Linked DNA regions of Mus musculus: region 2 is linked to region 1. Evidence: chromatin loops called from intact Hi-C (ENCODE). Cell type or tissue: left cerebral cortex. All regions are shown on one strand.

Region 1 (8,000 bases):
TTTTAATTATTTTTTTGCATTCCCATTTGTTTACCATGTAGTGATCTACCTTATAAGGTGGTTCTGATACAAAGTTATATTAATATATAAAAACTCTTTATGCAGTGCATGCCATGGCAATATATTATTACAATCACCTTTGCATTCCATAGTTACATGTACCTTTTAATTGGCAAACCAAATATTTTTAGACTTAATTCTGTTATAGAGACTATAACATCCCTGTCATCACTGTTAATCTCATATTTTAGGTTGTTTTAACAACATCTTTTGACAAAAATCAGACTAAAGGAAAATAAACCCAGAGATACCCAGTTGCAAACAGGGTATCATATTGAATCATACAAGACTTCAAACTGAGTGATCCAGTATGCCCGAAGAACGCCTTCTGTCTGTAACTCATTCCTCATGGTGCACATGTATAGCTTTGTTGGCTTGATCTTCTACTTGGTCACAGAATCACTTCTCAGTGTTTGGAGAATAAGCGCCTGTAAAAAGTTCCTATAAGAAGAAACTTCTTTCTACTTGCAGTCTTAAATGACCAGAAAGTGCTTTTTACTAGTTTCTGTGGTAGCCAGAGCAAAAACTCAGCCCCAGCTTCTTTGTATTCAATATATATTGTGTGTACAAACACAGAGGAATCAAGATTGAGGAAAGAAGAGGGAGAGATGGAGAAGAGGGCAGATGGGGGTTTTAGAGATGACAGGACAGCTATTGATATTATTGATGAAGGACCACTTCCATCATAAAGATAGTGATACAGCAAAGATCATGCCTCTGTAGTAGTGACCTTTCATTTATGGAAAGGATAGCTGTGGTGCCTGTATCCCCTGATTTTTATGGCAGGGTCTGGTCCATAGCTCTAATTCTCCACTCACCTGCAATTACTGGTGGTTTCTAGAACCTGTGTTCTAGTGTCCCTGCTAGAACTGAACCACCTAGAGTTTGTTTTCATTGCTTTCAACTCCACAACCCCAAATGCTTCATTTCCCCAATTTTTTTTTGGAAGGCTCTTTGAGGAATGAGCTCACTGAAATATTTAGGTGAGGGTCTTGGCTTTTGTATCCTGCTGGAAGGGTGGATAGAGTGCTGGGTATAGAATGGAACACAAAGAAATTTCCTTAAACATTAGTTTGGCTTAGGTTGACCATCAGTGTTATAGGCAGCTTCGATGTCAGGACTTTAGCAGAGCTTCTTCATATAGCTCAGTGGAAAAGGTTTTCTTTCTAGAGTTTGCCTAGAGAAGGCAGTATAACGGACTGACCTTTGTATGGCAATGTGTTTTTTGAAAAGGACAGGGAAATTATCTGGAGAAAATGATCCATAGATTTGAGCCTTGTAAGTCATTTCAAAAATCCTAAATTTTAGAATAGACAGAGATTCTGTGGCATTGATAAGCCTGTGAAAGTAGACTGTCCTCAAGATGAAGAAATAACTTGAATCACATCTCAGCTTATGTGCAGAGTGGTCTGCGTATCTCTTAGCAGCATGACAGCCTCTATTTTGGCCCTAAGTAGCTGACAGTTTCCAGTTCATGGAACTGGGTGAGTATGAATGGTATGCACACAGTACAAATGCCTTCTAGGATTTGCTTCATACTATTCCAGGATGTTTGTCCATCTGTGACTATTCTCACTCCCAACATTTCCCCCTAAAATTCATGAAGAGTAAACAGATGTTTGTCTTATGCCACCTCACTCTTCTATATATACATGGTACGTAGACACAGCTGTGCTATAAGTCATAGTTTTCATTTTCACTATTATTTTTAGAGAGCTAAACAGCACTATATAAATGAAATGTCACTCTAAGAATTATCATCTTAGAGAAAAATCACAGTTTAGCTCTTAGAGCCAGGCACACTTCCCTTCAAAGTAATGCATTGTTGATTCTTGGGTTTATTCATTGTCATTTTGACTATAAACATCTCAGAAATTCTCTAGCTTCAGTAAATCTCACTAGAATTCTTGGGAGCATTAGTCAGGACCAAAGCCAGCCAGAGATACCATATGTTTGAAGTAAAGGGTACATGAGATCACAAGGAAGCATTTCAGAAGCTCGCTCTCCATCACTTCCCTCCTCACATCATTCCCTGCATTGCAAGCCTGAGGTGTACGGGATACAGCAAAACAAGCCTTATGTTTTTTTCTTACTAGGTGTATACCTCCTGTCCCATTTCTCACAAATGGACAAAGATCATTTGTCAGCAACTTTGTGGCCAATTGCTGACAAATATTTTTCCTAATAGGCTGCCCTGAGGCTCTTTCCCTGGAGGCAGCCCAGCAGTGCAGTAAAGGCTTTGCTGATAAACAGCTCAGAGACCATGAGAAGCCAACTGACCTCAGTCTTCTCATCTGTAAAGTGGTATTTTGGGGACTGTCCAGCTCTAAAATAGTCTGGCTCTCAAATCTTTATTCAGAAATCATTTGACCTAGTGCTTGCTGACCCTCACATCTTAGGATTCTAGAGCAGGGGACACTCAAAGCAAAGTAGCAGGATGTGAATGCACAGATGTTGTTTGTCTGAACAGAGTAGATGTCCCTCGTAGTAGTGGCACCCAAGCTTGGACCCCTTTATGAAAGCGATACCTGAATATCAACTTCAAGGCTTTGGTATTATTCCTTAAATACTGGGAAGTTTTTTCTTTTTCTTTTTTCTTTTTTCTTTAAAGATATTAAACAGGGGAGTGTCAAGAGTTTTGTTAAGTAATTTCAGGACCAGAATAGACAAAAAATAATAGGAAGAAGCAAAACTCTCAGGGATAAAGTCTGCATGAGGAAAACCATGGTGTAGATGCTCCATATTGACTGAGGCACTATTGTAATAGCTAAAATGAACACACCATGCTCAGCACTTTCCACGAATTACCTCTATCCATCTTTAGTACAACCTCAATGAGGTGGAAATTGTAATTATCTCCATCTATAAAAGGTAGAAAGTAAGATGAGGGGTGGCCAAAACACTTTTCATAATGTTGTGTAGTTGAAAAGTGGAGAGACACTAATTTGAGCACAGAGTTTCTGTGTTTTGTTCTCTGTTTGTTACAGCCAACAGATTTAAGACGTTTCTACTGGGTGATTCGTGAAATTTACCACTGATCATTCATTGATCCTTATGAAGTTCTTGACTCAGTGCCTGGAACCAGACCTTCTATAACTTATTTTACTGGTTTTTCTTGATAGCCTTGTAATAAGAGCCTGAAATGGCATGAAGACAATTTTAGAGGATTTGAATTCAGGACTGAAATGCTCTGAAAAACTTTTCCTGTGATATTCCCACTTTCATCTAGGATTGATGTGTTCTTGGCACGATCCCCAACCCAGGGTGATTTAAAGATGACACAGCGTGTTATGTTTTCTGGGATGTGTTCACACAACTTAAATATTTTAAAAAGAAGTGTTAGACAGAAAGAAGATGTAGTTCCAAGATTCATATTCTCTTCTGAAGTTTGGGCTTCTGTCCAGCCCTCTCATGGTGAAAGGAGGATGCCACCAAGAGTGTCACATCACAGTACACATATCATACTCAGAGTTTACAGTGTGCTGTAAGAGTTGTTGAAGGAAGACATGTGCACTTAATTTTGATCCATCAGTAGTTGCTATCTACTTGTGATAGGATCCATCTGAAGGATAGAGAAGAAAGTCACATTTTAGGAGTTGTGGTAAATTTTTATAGAGATATACTCATTAATGTATTCAAATAAATAATCTAAATTGGATTTCAGGAGTACATTAAGAGGCATCAGAACTGAAATTGACATTCTAAGAAAACACTTCAAAACTAATGTAATTGCAAACACATGGCAGAGATTTGCACAAATCAACAAAGGGCACCAGATGTCTATGCTTTGTACTTTGATCGACCATAATCGTATATTCCTTGGTCTGTTCTATTTGTATACCACTGGATGTATCTCTTTACCAAGCCCTTCATTTTCAACTAACTCACTGTGTCCAATAAGCTTCCTACCTTGCCTGGATTCACATTTCCTCTTTAGAAGACTAGATTGCAAACTATGTGGAAAATATGGAAAAGAACAGCTAAGTTCTGCTTAAAATGTACACATAGACAGATGTTCTTATGCCCTGCTTGACTACACACTCTTTTCCTAATCTAGCTTGCTGGCATCATATTTTTATTTTGATAAAAACCAAACCAAAATAAAATAAAAAGCTAAATGAATGGCCGACCATTGGGCATTCAAGGATTTAATTCTCATCCCTGCGTGAAGCCTCCAAAATGTGTCACCAAGCTTGAGTACGTGAACAGTTTTTGAAACAAAGAACATTGAAGCTTTATGAGTAAGAGTGGGAACTGATTAAATATATTGGAATAGTATTAGTCTTGGAGACATGCTCATGTTTGCTTGCTGTGGAGAATATCCAAACTATCCAGGTATTTGTCGTCCGGATTTTACATTTGCACAGGAAATCATTTAGCCCACGTTAGTTTTTTTTTTAGAAGACAGTTTTCTTTTGAGGGGCTGGCACTGATTGCACCCTGTGGTGTGAACTTTCTCCTGTTGATTTGGATTCAGAGCCTAGCAATTTTGGGGGACAGTGGAGTCACCTGTATTTCTACCCCTCCTTTCAGGTCTCAGGTGGCTTTCTTACCAAGGAGCTCTGAGGGTTAACATTCACATGACCTCAAATATGAGGAAATGTGCTAGTTTAACTGTAATTTCCACATCAAATTGAACAAAAAAGTCATTTGTCATAATAATTATGTCTCCAGTGTGGGTTGCTACGGAGATTTGACTGTTGCCCTGTGAGGGCCCTTTGTGTTGTGGGGTGTACAGATGGAGATCTTCTAGTCTGCTAGCCCTCATTATGTCCTCTATGGCATTCTTAGGAACTCTTTCTGGCTGTGGGCTCATCTCAGCTGAGAGATTTCCTTAAATCTCCCTGTGTAGTTATTTCTCTCTCTTAATCCCCAGTGCCTCCTTGGCTCCTTAGAAGAGCAAACAAAATAAAACCCACCAACCTTTACAGAATCACAGAATTCTTAGGGCACTTATACTGTGCTTTTTTAAGATAAATAAACAAATGATGTGACTGGATTCTTGTGCTGTGATGGGAAATCCAAAGTAGTTTGGAAGGGAGACCTGGAAAGACAGAAGACACTATAGTTAACATCCAGGAACCAAGGCAAAGAGTTATTTATGTGTTAACTTGTAAATATCTGCTCTCTGATTTACTGATCCATATCTATGTTGCTATTAAGATATAAGAGTTTACAACATTGACTTCTGTCTCTCTTTATATTTTGAGGCCTTTCTTTTGGGCTTATCGGGCAGAATTATTTAAAGTCTATATCCCACTGTGGCAATAACAATAGCACAAACACACATCCTTCTTTGATCTTGGCTTTATGTTTTATCAGTTCATTCAGTTTTGTTACAGTATGAGAGTCTCATCTGTATATATAGAATTGATCAAAGGTTCAAGTGACAAAGGGGTTTAAATGAATTGTATTCAGTTCCCTCACTATAATCTTATCTGAGACTTCAGTGCAGGCTGCAGCTGTTGGACAGAGTTTTCTATACAATTAGAGTGAAGGCAGCACATAGCAGGTGTTCAGTGAATACTTGCCTTGGCTTTCTCTAGTTATGACAAAGTATCTGAGGGATGCATGTTACAGAGAGGGCTTTATATGGCCCAGGGTTTTGAAGGTTTCAGTTTGTAGTCACATAGTTACCAGGATGTTGGTGAGACAGAACAAGATGATTAGCACATGGTGAGCAGAACTCTTCATCTCATAGTGGCTGGGAAGCATAAAGAGTGCATAAGAAGGTTGAGGGTTAAGATAGAGACTCCAGGGAATCACTTTCTCCAGCTAGACCCCAACCTCTATGTTTCAATTACTTGCCTATAGCCCATCTAATTAGCAAACAATGAATGGAGTATGCCATTGATAAAATCCCAGGTCTCACGAGTCACTCACATCCCCAAAGCTCCTTCTCAAAATATTGATGCATTAAGGATCAGAACTGCGACATCTGAGCCTTTGGAAGCATTTCAGAGTCCAACAGTACTTGACAAATGGTTTCTGCAACTCTAAGTATAGTTAGTATGTTTTGTTCTAAGGGGAAGTGGAGATACAAATGATGTCTGTCTCTAAGCTGAGTAGTGTGGTTGGTGAGTGGCACTGTGGAATTAGTACTAAGTTCAAGTACTGCAGCACGTTTTTCTCCTCTCCAGCAGCTTCACTGGAGGTCACTAAGCTATTGCTCCACACTGTCACTTAGAGTTGGAAGAAGCTGCTTGTCACCTGTGACCCCTTTCATGCTTTACTTTCAAAAAACATTGGCATCTATAATGCTTTCTTCTCGGCGTGAATCACATTTGCATAATGCTGAGGATGTTAAGAACTCAATTTCCTCCACCAAATCCTTTGTTTTTAAGCTTTTATATGATTGCAATTGAAATTTCTGGAGAAATCTTCCACCCAGTGTTGCAAACAGAACTATAATGCTTGCATTATATTCTACTATATTAACAACTTTAGCATTCATAGTAATCACATAATTTAAAATTTTCCAGCTACCAGATTTTTAAAAGTGAAAGATAAATAATGATGTTAATTTGTACAACATTTTATCACAACACAGCACAAAACAAAAGATAAATCATGTATTTAATGTTAACCACATGATTATTTCTCTGCTGCATCTCAGACATCAGGCATGTGCTTGGAATTTATAACTCATTTCAGTTTGCAGTATACACATTTTAAATGGCCTATAGCTACATGCATTTGGTAGAAGCCGTGTAAATGGGTGCAGAACTCAGGTCTTTCAAAGAGGAATAATTTATTTATCAGTCTAAAAATACTATTGGGGAAAGAGATGCTCTGTTGAACACCTTGTCAGGTTGCTTTACTGCAGAGTCAAAGCATCCCGATACACCCACCCATATCTTTCAGATAAAAAAGCCTCAGAATTCTTAAATAAGCTTTTTATTAGTGTGCTCATCATTGTTATAGATGAGAAAGATTCAGAACTTGAATTTATGCTTCCATGCTTTGTTTCTCTGCTTGGAATTACATCTATACTACTATAACCATCCAGGAACACAGATGAAGAAAACCATTAATGTAGTAAAGCAAGAGCACTAACAGTAATCTAACAATTCGGTTAATACAGGGTAGTGATACATTGAAAACATGCTCTTATACACATCTCATATGTTGTAGTTTATTTTTCCTTCATGTGTGTTTGTGGACAAAATGAACCCCTCTCAATTTTCATCACTATTTACGAAGCAGGAAGATGAAATAACCCAATACACCTAGCTACTTCCAATGGTTAATTTGTCTAGGAAATCGGATTCTTGTGACGATCAGAGAGTATTGCTATGGAAGATGTGAACTGGTAGCAGGGAGTGCTGTAGCACATGAATCATATCCATAACTACCAATTTTTAGCTTAGAGTTCTGTCAACTGATAGATTCATGGAGATACATTGTGTCTTTTCTATTTGGTCCTGGAGATGAGGCAGGCAGATTTGGACTTTAGACCGTACTTCTCAAATATCTCAAGCATGGAAATCCAGTTAGTGGTGACTGACAGTGGAGAGCCTGCATGGAAGTTAACTGGAGTCTCAAATTTTCATGCACCTGGCTTCTTGATTTAAATCCAGGTGGATGACTTTGAAGAGGAAACAATTCAAAGTATATGTTTCAAATGACACTTCTCAGTGTACTGTGTTCATGACTTGACGCTTCATGTCTCTTCATGTCACGTTGACCAAGGTCTAAAGATGCTTACCCAATGGCATAAATAAAATTAAGACCTCGTGTTTTGTTTGAGGCAGCAGACAACAACAAGTGACTAAATATTACCCAACTGGGATAAGAATTGGTAAGGTAAGCAGAGCAGGAGGATGTGTCACCAAGTGCCTGACATTGGCAAATGAGAGTCACCATCTATATGAACCACAGGACAGAGGGGAAGGCAGCTGCATCTCTTCACCACTACTGGGGCATAGCAGATGCTGAGT
Region 2 (8,000 bases), 92 kb after region 1:
TCCATCTTCAGTGGATCTTATGGCTTCTGGCCTTATGAGCATCTGAACTCATGTACACAAAAATAACAACAACAATGATAAGAACATCAACATCCCTTCACCAGTCACACACAGACACACATACACACACACACCCTTACATACACAGACACACACACACACAACACACACTCACAACAAACACATACACACATAGGGAGAGAGAGAGAGAAAGAGAGAAATGTCAGTGTTAAACTATAAATGTATTTAATGTGAGGGATGAGGTTGGTGTGTGACAGCAAAGCATCTTTTACCTTTATTCCTTCATACTGCATTTTACATATTCCAATGCATCTGTAAACAACAAATACTAAGGGCTTCAATTCCCTATTTCTTGAGAAGAGACAGGAGTAATCCTATGGAGAAGTTCTATTTGGATGATAGCAGACACCTTTGTATCTGCAGCATGTCCAAATATTATCTTGGTGTAAGACCAAAGACTTGAAAAGGCTAAGTCAGACTACCAAGAGAAAAGGGATTTGCTATGTGAAAAAGAAGTCTATCAGCCCTCGTATGCCCAAGACTACTAAAGCCAAATGGCTAAGTAACTCTACTTCCTTTCTCTCTGAGTGTTTCCCTGCCCCACACCTTTTTTTTTTTTTTTTTTTTTTTTTTTTTTTGTCTTGTCATCTCCAGTTTCAAGGCACATGTGCACAATCTGGTTAGCAACAGTGACAGGCTTGCATTTTGCCTCCCTGGGAAAATAGGAGGAATCTAGGTTCTCACTCTGTGTTTACCCATGTGTAATGGGTTAATAGAGAATGCATGTGTTTTTGAGAACACCTGGACTCTGGATACCACCAAGAAGAAGCAGATACTTCTAAACAAGGAACGATGAATTTTAAGTGGGGGGAGTAATCAAAGAATATTATATAAGGGGAAATTTATTTCCTGTACTAGAACCCTGAAATTCAAGAAGTCTGGGAGCTAGAGGGACTCTAGGTCAGAGAAACACAAGGAATTTGGGAAGGCAAACTGCCAATGGCTCCATCTTACTGCTAATGAGTAGGAGTGTGCTGGTTGGGTTTGAAGAAGCAATAATATGCTGCCTACAACAGGTTTACTGTTCAATTTTTCTTCTTGTAATTGGGGTGAAACTGGAAAGCATCCTATGAAAAGCTGTCCAGCAAGATAGGATGCTGAGCTGGTGAGGGAGACGTCAGACCATAAAAGAACAAATTGATGCTGTAGCTGTAATTGACTTCAATAGCATTAATAGATCCTCCAGTGAGTCAATGGGAATTTGACCTATTAGTTGACACTGTAGTGTTAATTGATCAGCATAATTTAATTAATTGATTCACAAAACTCAATGAAGACTTGACCTTTTAGAATTTTTTCTCTATAAATACAGCACCTTGCTAGGTTGGGCTGTGCTGGAATTCACTATGAAAGTCAGATTAGATCAAAGTAGCCTCTGACTTCATAAAATTGCTGTGATCCTTCTGTGCCTGTCTCCCACACACATACCTTAGTCATTCATTTCTTCATTGATTATTTCATTCCCATCATCATTTCCTGAGGTCTGCCTTGTCTTTCCTTCCATCTCACAGTCTATGACATAAGATTCCTCTTATTTTCCATTTGTGCTTAAGTCTTGGTTTATGCTGTGGTTAGCCAACTGTAATGGTTATGGAATTCTGGTACTTTTTTTTTCCTCATGATATCCTATCTTCTCCATTCTTAACATAGAAGCTTTTGCTTTAGTATTCAATTCAGGCACCATATTCTTTAAGCATCCTCTCTTTACTGTGCTGGCCTCTGGCATCCTTACTGTGGATGCTGTGTTATGCTCCTAGGCTTACTTCCCTAGTTTCTCTAAGCCATGAACATAGCCAAGCACACATATAATCAATGAATAATAGAGAGTTTCTGGGTTCTAGACATTGTGTTAGTGGCCTTATATTCCCTTTTCTCTTGATCATTGCAGCAACCTTTCAATGAATATTATTCTTATCTACATTTTGAAATGAGCAAGCTGGGTTCAGAGAAAGCTGTCAGCTTTCCCAAAGCTGACAAGTGGTAAACTGATATTCAAACCAACATGTTTGCTAAATGGAAACGAAACAATAGGTGGATGGAGGCTGCAACTAATCTCATTCTCTCTCTCCTTGCAGAAGCTGACTGCGGAGGTGACCAACCCTGGCGTGATGTCCTCAGTGAGTGAAGATATTCCATTCCAGAGGAGGTCTACTTGACACATCTGGGAGGCCGCCATCCGAAAGAAAGCCACTCTGTTGGTGTAGGGAGTGACAGCTGCATTCTCCTGTGCCTACTGCATAACCAAAAATGAAGGAGAACTACTGTTTACAAGCTGCCCTGGTGTGCCTGAGCATGCTATACCACAGCCAGGCGTTTGCTCTGGAGCGACGAAGCCACCTGCATCCCTCTTTCCATGGACACCATGAGAAGGGCAAGGAGGGGCAGGTGCTGCAACGCTCCAAGAGAGGCTGGGTCTGGAACCAATTCTTTGTGATAGAAGAGTACACCGGGCCTGACCCTGTGCTGGTGGGCAGGGTAAGGCTGCTTATATTTGATGTTGATATGTCTATATGTGCTCATTATCAGTGCAGAAGGACATGACCAGGTCAGAACAACACAAAACAAACAAATGAACAAACAAACAAACCAACAAAAAACAAGACAAAACAACGGTAGGCAAACTAATGAATAGACGAAAGCAAGGTAAGTACATCTAAAACAATGAAGCAGAAAAAGAGAACAAGAATGATCTACTATCATTGAAAAGAGAATCATATTATGTATATACGCATCCAGTCTTCTCCTCCTCATTCATGGACCAAACCACACTGAGAATGCTTCTAATGTTCACTTATTATAGGATAAGGACTCCATTTTGACTTTGAATTTCTTTGGAGTCTATTAAAAGAAATACTGCCTTAATTTATTGAACCATTCTTCAACTGGAGGAATTTCTCGGACTATATACTAACCTCAACTTGCCTGTTCCCACTTTTATATTCCCGTGTCTCACCAATCCCTTTCATCCTACGTTGCTGTTTTACATGTCTGCCTCTGTCACTTCATTTCCTTTTACTTTGTATGAGGAATTAGATTAGCCTCGAATCCTTATGTCTTGGCACTAATACCAAGTCCAATGGAATGAGTAACTATGTGTTTTTAGGATAGGAATGATATTATCCATTTTGTCTTTAGGTATGTTTTTGCTGTATTTCCACTTCTAAGATTATGCACTGGTTATTCAACTCCATTGGAAATATAAATGTAGAGAGGGCAAAACACATTTGGCAAAGTGACTTCTTACTACTTATTATGATAAAACACGAGACAGTCTCTTAGGTAATATTGACACTGGTTCACAGGAGATCGTTATTTTAATATGTACAAATTGAAGCTCTATTATATCGAAGTGGTAGACAGACAATAAATCAGGTTGAAGCATTACCTGACCCCAAACAAGCAAGAAAAAGAGGCAGCCACTGCCACTCAGTCATTTAAGAAAGAAGAAAAAAATATAATGAGGAGGGTAATGAAATTCAATTTATGTTCTTAACCCTAATGAAAAATAGAGGCAAGTATCTAATAACCCTGACATTCAAGTTAAACAGAACTGATTTGATATAGAGAAATGCAAGGCCAGATGATAGAGATATCTACTTTTGAACCCAAAGGATGCCAACAAGTTATCTTGGTTGGTTTTTTTTTTTCTCTTTTTGATATGAAACAGCAGTCCACTTTTTATATCTTTTTTTTTTTTTTTTTTTTTTTTTGGTTTTTCGAGATAGGGTTTCTCTGTATAGCCCTGGCTGTCCTGGAACTCACTTTGTAGACCAGGCTGGCCTGGAACTCAGAAATCTGCCTGCCTCTGCCTCCCAAGTGCTGGGATTAAAGGCGTGTGCCACCACCGCCCGACATATCATTTATTTTTATGATTTTTTTTGTTTGTTTTTTCGAGACAGGGTTTCTCTGTGTAGCCCTGGCTGTCCTGGAACTTACTCTGTAGACCAGGCTGGCCTCGAACTCAGAAATCCGCCTGCCTCTGCCTCCCAAGTGCTGGGATTAAAGGCGTGTGCCACCACTGCCCGGCAACAAATGTTCATGATAATCTCAACCTATTTTAGAGCTGGAAATACATTTTTTAGAAATAATGCTCTAAATAATTTCACTCATATATACATACAGTGAAAAAGATGTAGAAGTAGTCTTGATAACATGGAAGTAGGAGAAAATAATTGACCAGCACAATCCTGTAACCGAAGAGCTGTGCTGTGTCCACAGAAAGGAAGGGGAAAAAGACAGCCCCAGTAAAGCAGGGCAATTTAGCTCAAGCAATGTGTAGAGCTGGGTATTAAATTGCTCTGAGAAAATGACCCTCTGCTTTGTCACTGTCTCAGTGGGGGACAGAGTGTGTTTAGGCTTGGTGGTGGCAGGGGGGAGAGGGCTTAGTGAGTCAGACGACTTTGTGTCTCTCTGGATATAACAAATGTCATATGATGCACTCGGGAGAAGACGAGGAATAGAGAGAGGAAGGGGAAATCTGGCATCATCCCATGTATGACCTTGAAAAGTAAGGTTTGTGAAAGGACTCTTAGTTGGATGCTGTGTGTTTGTGTGCGTGCACGTGCCTCTGCATGTGTGTGTGTGTGTGTGTGTGTGTGTGTGTGTGTGTGTGTGTGTGTGCCTCTACATGTGTATGTGTGCCTCTGCATATGTGTGTGTGTCCATATGTGCCTGCTTAGATCTGGCAAAATCTTCCTTCTGAAATGGTGCTAAGATGATTCCTGCTTAAGTAGGAGGAATAGTTGGCTTGCTCGCTAACAGTCTTTGAATGGTGACATTCAAGGTTGAATGCTTGAAAATTCCCTAAAAAGGTAGAATTTGGCAAAGCACAAAAGACTTACAGTTTGCATGTAGGAAATTCAGCCTGTGTCATGCTGTGCTGTGCAAAGAGAGAAGCAATCAGTCTTTGGAGTCAGGAACTGGCTGTGCATGTCTCAGCAACTGGCCCCTTGATAGCACTTGCTGTGTTCCCAAACTGCTTTCGTGTAGAACCTAATAAATAGTATTGTCAGTACAGTAGATCATCTTTGTGACAGAGGAAAACTAGGGAAGACATATCCAACTCTTAAACCTTGGAGGGAGGAGAAACAAAGTGGAAATGGGATAAGCCGGATGCTTGGTAAAAATTTCAGCTCCATGGCTAGTTATAAAATGCCTCTTTTTGTTTGTTTGTTTGTTTGTTTTTTGTTTTTGTTTTGTTTTTTTTTTGTTGTTGTTCTTTTGCTTTTTTGTTTTTTTGAGACAGGGTTTCTCTGTATGGCTTTGACTGTCCTGGAACTCACTCTGTAGACCAGGCTTGCCTTGAACTCAGAAATCTGCCTGCCTCTATGAAATGCCTCTTTATGTTTTCATGTGTAATGCATGAAGATCTTTAGAAACTTTCAGTACCTTGACATTTTATATTTACATCTTCATTTATTTTTTAATAAAAATTAGCATTTATTTTTATTAGATATTTTCTTCATTTACATTTCAAATGCCATCCAAAACATCCCCTATACCCTCCCCCCGCCCTGCTCTCCAACTTACCCACTCCTGCTTCTTGGCCCTAGCACCTTTTGAGGCTATGCCATTGCCTGGCAAACACAGAAGTGGATGCTCACAGTCATCTATTGGATAGAACACAGGGCCCCAAATGAAGGAGCTAGAAAAAGTACCCAAGGAGCTAAAGGGGTCTGCAAACCTATAGTTGGAACAATAACATGAACTAACAAGTAACCCACAGAGCTTGTGTCTCTAGTTGCATATGTAGCAGAGGATGTCCTAGTAGGCCATCAGTGGAAGGAGAGGGAGGAGAGGTCCTTACTTAGTCTTGCAAAGATTATATGCCCCAGTACATTTTTTTAAATGATATATTTATTTATTATATGTAAGTACACTGTAGCTGTCTTCAGACACACCAGAATGGGGAGTCAGATCTCATTACAGGTGGCAGCAAACCATCATGTGGTTGCTGGGAATTGAACTCAGGACAGTCAGAAGAGCAGTCAGTGCTCTTACCTACTAAGCCATCTCGCCAGCCCCTGGGACTTAACCTCTAGCATTTGATACCCATGGAGCACAGGGTAAAGAAGAACACCACAATCCTAGGCCGGATAGGAGAGGGGAACACAGGCCTTGAAGGAAACAACATGAACATTGTGGATACTCTATTAGTCCACTGAAATTCATCAAGTAACTTCATATTTCCCTCCACAAATGGCCAAACTCTTAAGAATTACATCAGTCATATTGCATTAAAATGGTGGATTATATTTTCTTACCTTTCAGAAGCAGAAGTTTTCCTACTGTCCCTGCCAGAGAAGCCCTGGGATTCAGAACCAAAATGGTTGTAGATTATGCCTATGTGTCCATGTTGGAGCTGAAATTGTTGGTGTTTCACCAAAACTCTACAAATAATTAAACATATTTAGGAAATTTAAATGATAGCACCATTTTAAAAAGTAATATATTCAGTTTTTCTTTGTGAACCTCGAGCAAACTGTGTAGGCCTTGGTTTTATAATAACGATAAAAAATTTACTAACAGTAATAAAATGATATTTATAAATTATTAAAGTCATTAATATTAAATAAAAATTAGTTACAATCTTTATTGTAGTAAATGAGTGGATATAACTTTTTCTTTACTGTTTATTTTATTTTTCTGAATTTCTATACACAACAGGTTTAATCAATTAGTATTTTTAAAATCTTCTAGCTAATTTTCAATACTATAAGGCAATGAAAATAACTCATATAATAGCATTCACATATTAAAATATATAAATTAGTTCAAACCACGTAACAATTTCATATAACAATTAAAGTAACATTAATATAAAAGAGGTTAAGGACCTCAGAAATCATGAGGACAGAAAGTGAGTGCATAGGCTTTATTGCTGCAGGAAAATCAATGAAGTCTTTGATGGGCGTGGGCTCTGAAACACAGAGCAGAATTCGGGCAGAGCTGCTGGTCGAATTGGCAGCTAAAAGACTATAGTAGATTCTTGACTCCATCAATACATATTTAGGCAAAAATCATCTGTCTAAAGGCTTTCTGGAAAACATGAAAATCCCAAGGATATTGGAAGTTCTTCCAAGGGTCTGGGGACAACATGTCTATTACTTTGCCCCACTGTCCACTATGATCATAGGGTCATAGGAGATTCTTCTCCCAAGAAGATGATGGCTCCAGACATTAGACTCTGGACACTAGACAGTAGATCTAGAAAAATCTGATTAGTTGAAGGATTTGTAGTAACAGATGCCTGGACTTGTATTTGTAGTAACAAATATAAGTGTCCTTTGAAGAGGATCTCTACAAAAATTACATTAATATCACATGGTGGATAAGGAAGCCGTTTATACCTAGATGTTGATGGAGCTGGAGAAGTTACAGTTAGAGGAATCTAAATCTACAATTTACAATATACAATTTATAGCCCTGATTATGTAAAATTAAGCAAAGAGCTTTTAAGAATCTGTGGAGATAAGTTTGTATATGTATAGGCTTGAAATATTATCTCATAAAGGAGTCATAAGAAACTGGCAAAAAGGTGATTCATAGCTGAAGAAGGGATGAAATGGGAATAAACACTGAGAGAAATATGCTGCATAAATTCATGCTTATATCTTTTTGAAATATATACGTGCATTTCTTTCCAAATAACTATTATGTGCCTGTCTATATTTTGTATGTATGCATATATACAGTCAAAGAGAGAGAATAAGAGAGGAAGAACATGGACCTCAGAATTAAACATTTGCAAATCCATCAGCCTCATCATTACCTTGGGTCATAGCAGTTATCTAAGACTCCATTTCTCTATTCAGAAAATGATGATGGAAATCACTTCGTCTCATGATATGTGTGTGACTGTATGTATGTGCACACATGTGTACATAGTGTAACTTTCAACCTATGTGTTTTTATTGTGT

What was found. Hi-C counts contacts between places; a loop is a spot of excess contacts. Peaks named below come from ENCODE experiments on the same cell type or tissue, not always from the same donor. Only the 100,000 strongest peaks of a DNase experiment are listed, where the experiment ranks them.
Region 2: it touches region 1 in a loop (2.7-fold over the local background); 3 of 42 quality-filtered maps call a loop at or near these places.

The regions. Positions count from the first base shown.
Region 1 is chr8:102,765,668-102,773,667 of GRCm38, reverse strand. All of the region lies in intron 1 of Cdh11 (cadherin 11), which reads left to right. Among named protein-coding and RNA genes, the nearest start is that of Cdh11, 15 kb to the left of the region's middle. In left cerebral cortex, no CTCF peak of the experiment used is centred here; DNase peaks (open chromatin) are centred at 2,054 and 3,380.
Region 2 is chr8:102,674,168-102,682,167 of GRCm38, reverse strand. It overlaps Cdh11 (cadherin 11), which reads left to right. Exons shown (of 13, transcript NM_009866.5): 3 at 2,157-2,556. The coding sequence starts at 2,329. Among named protein-coding and RNA genes, the nearest start is that of Cdh11, 110 kb to the left of the region's middle. In left cerebral cortex, no CTCF peak of the experiment used is centred here; a DNase peak (open chromatin) is centred at 4,865.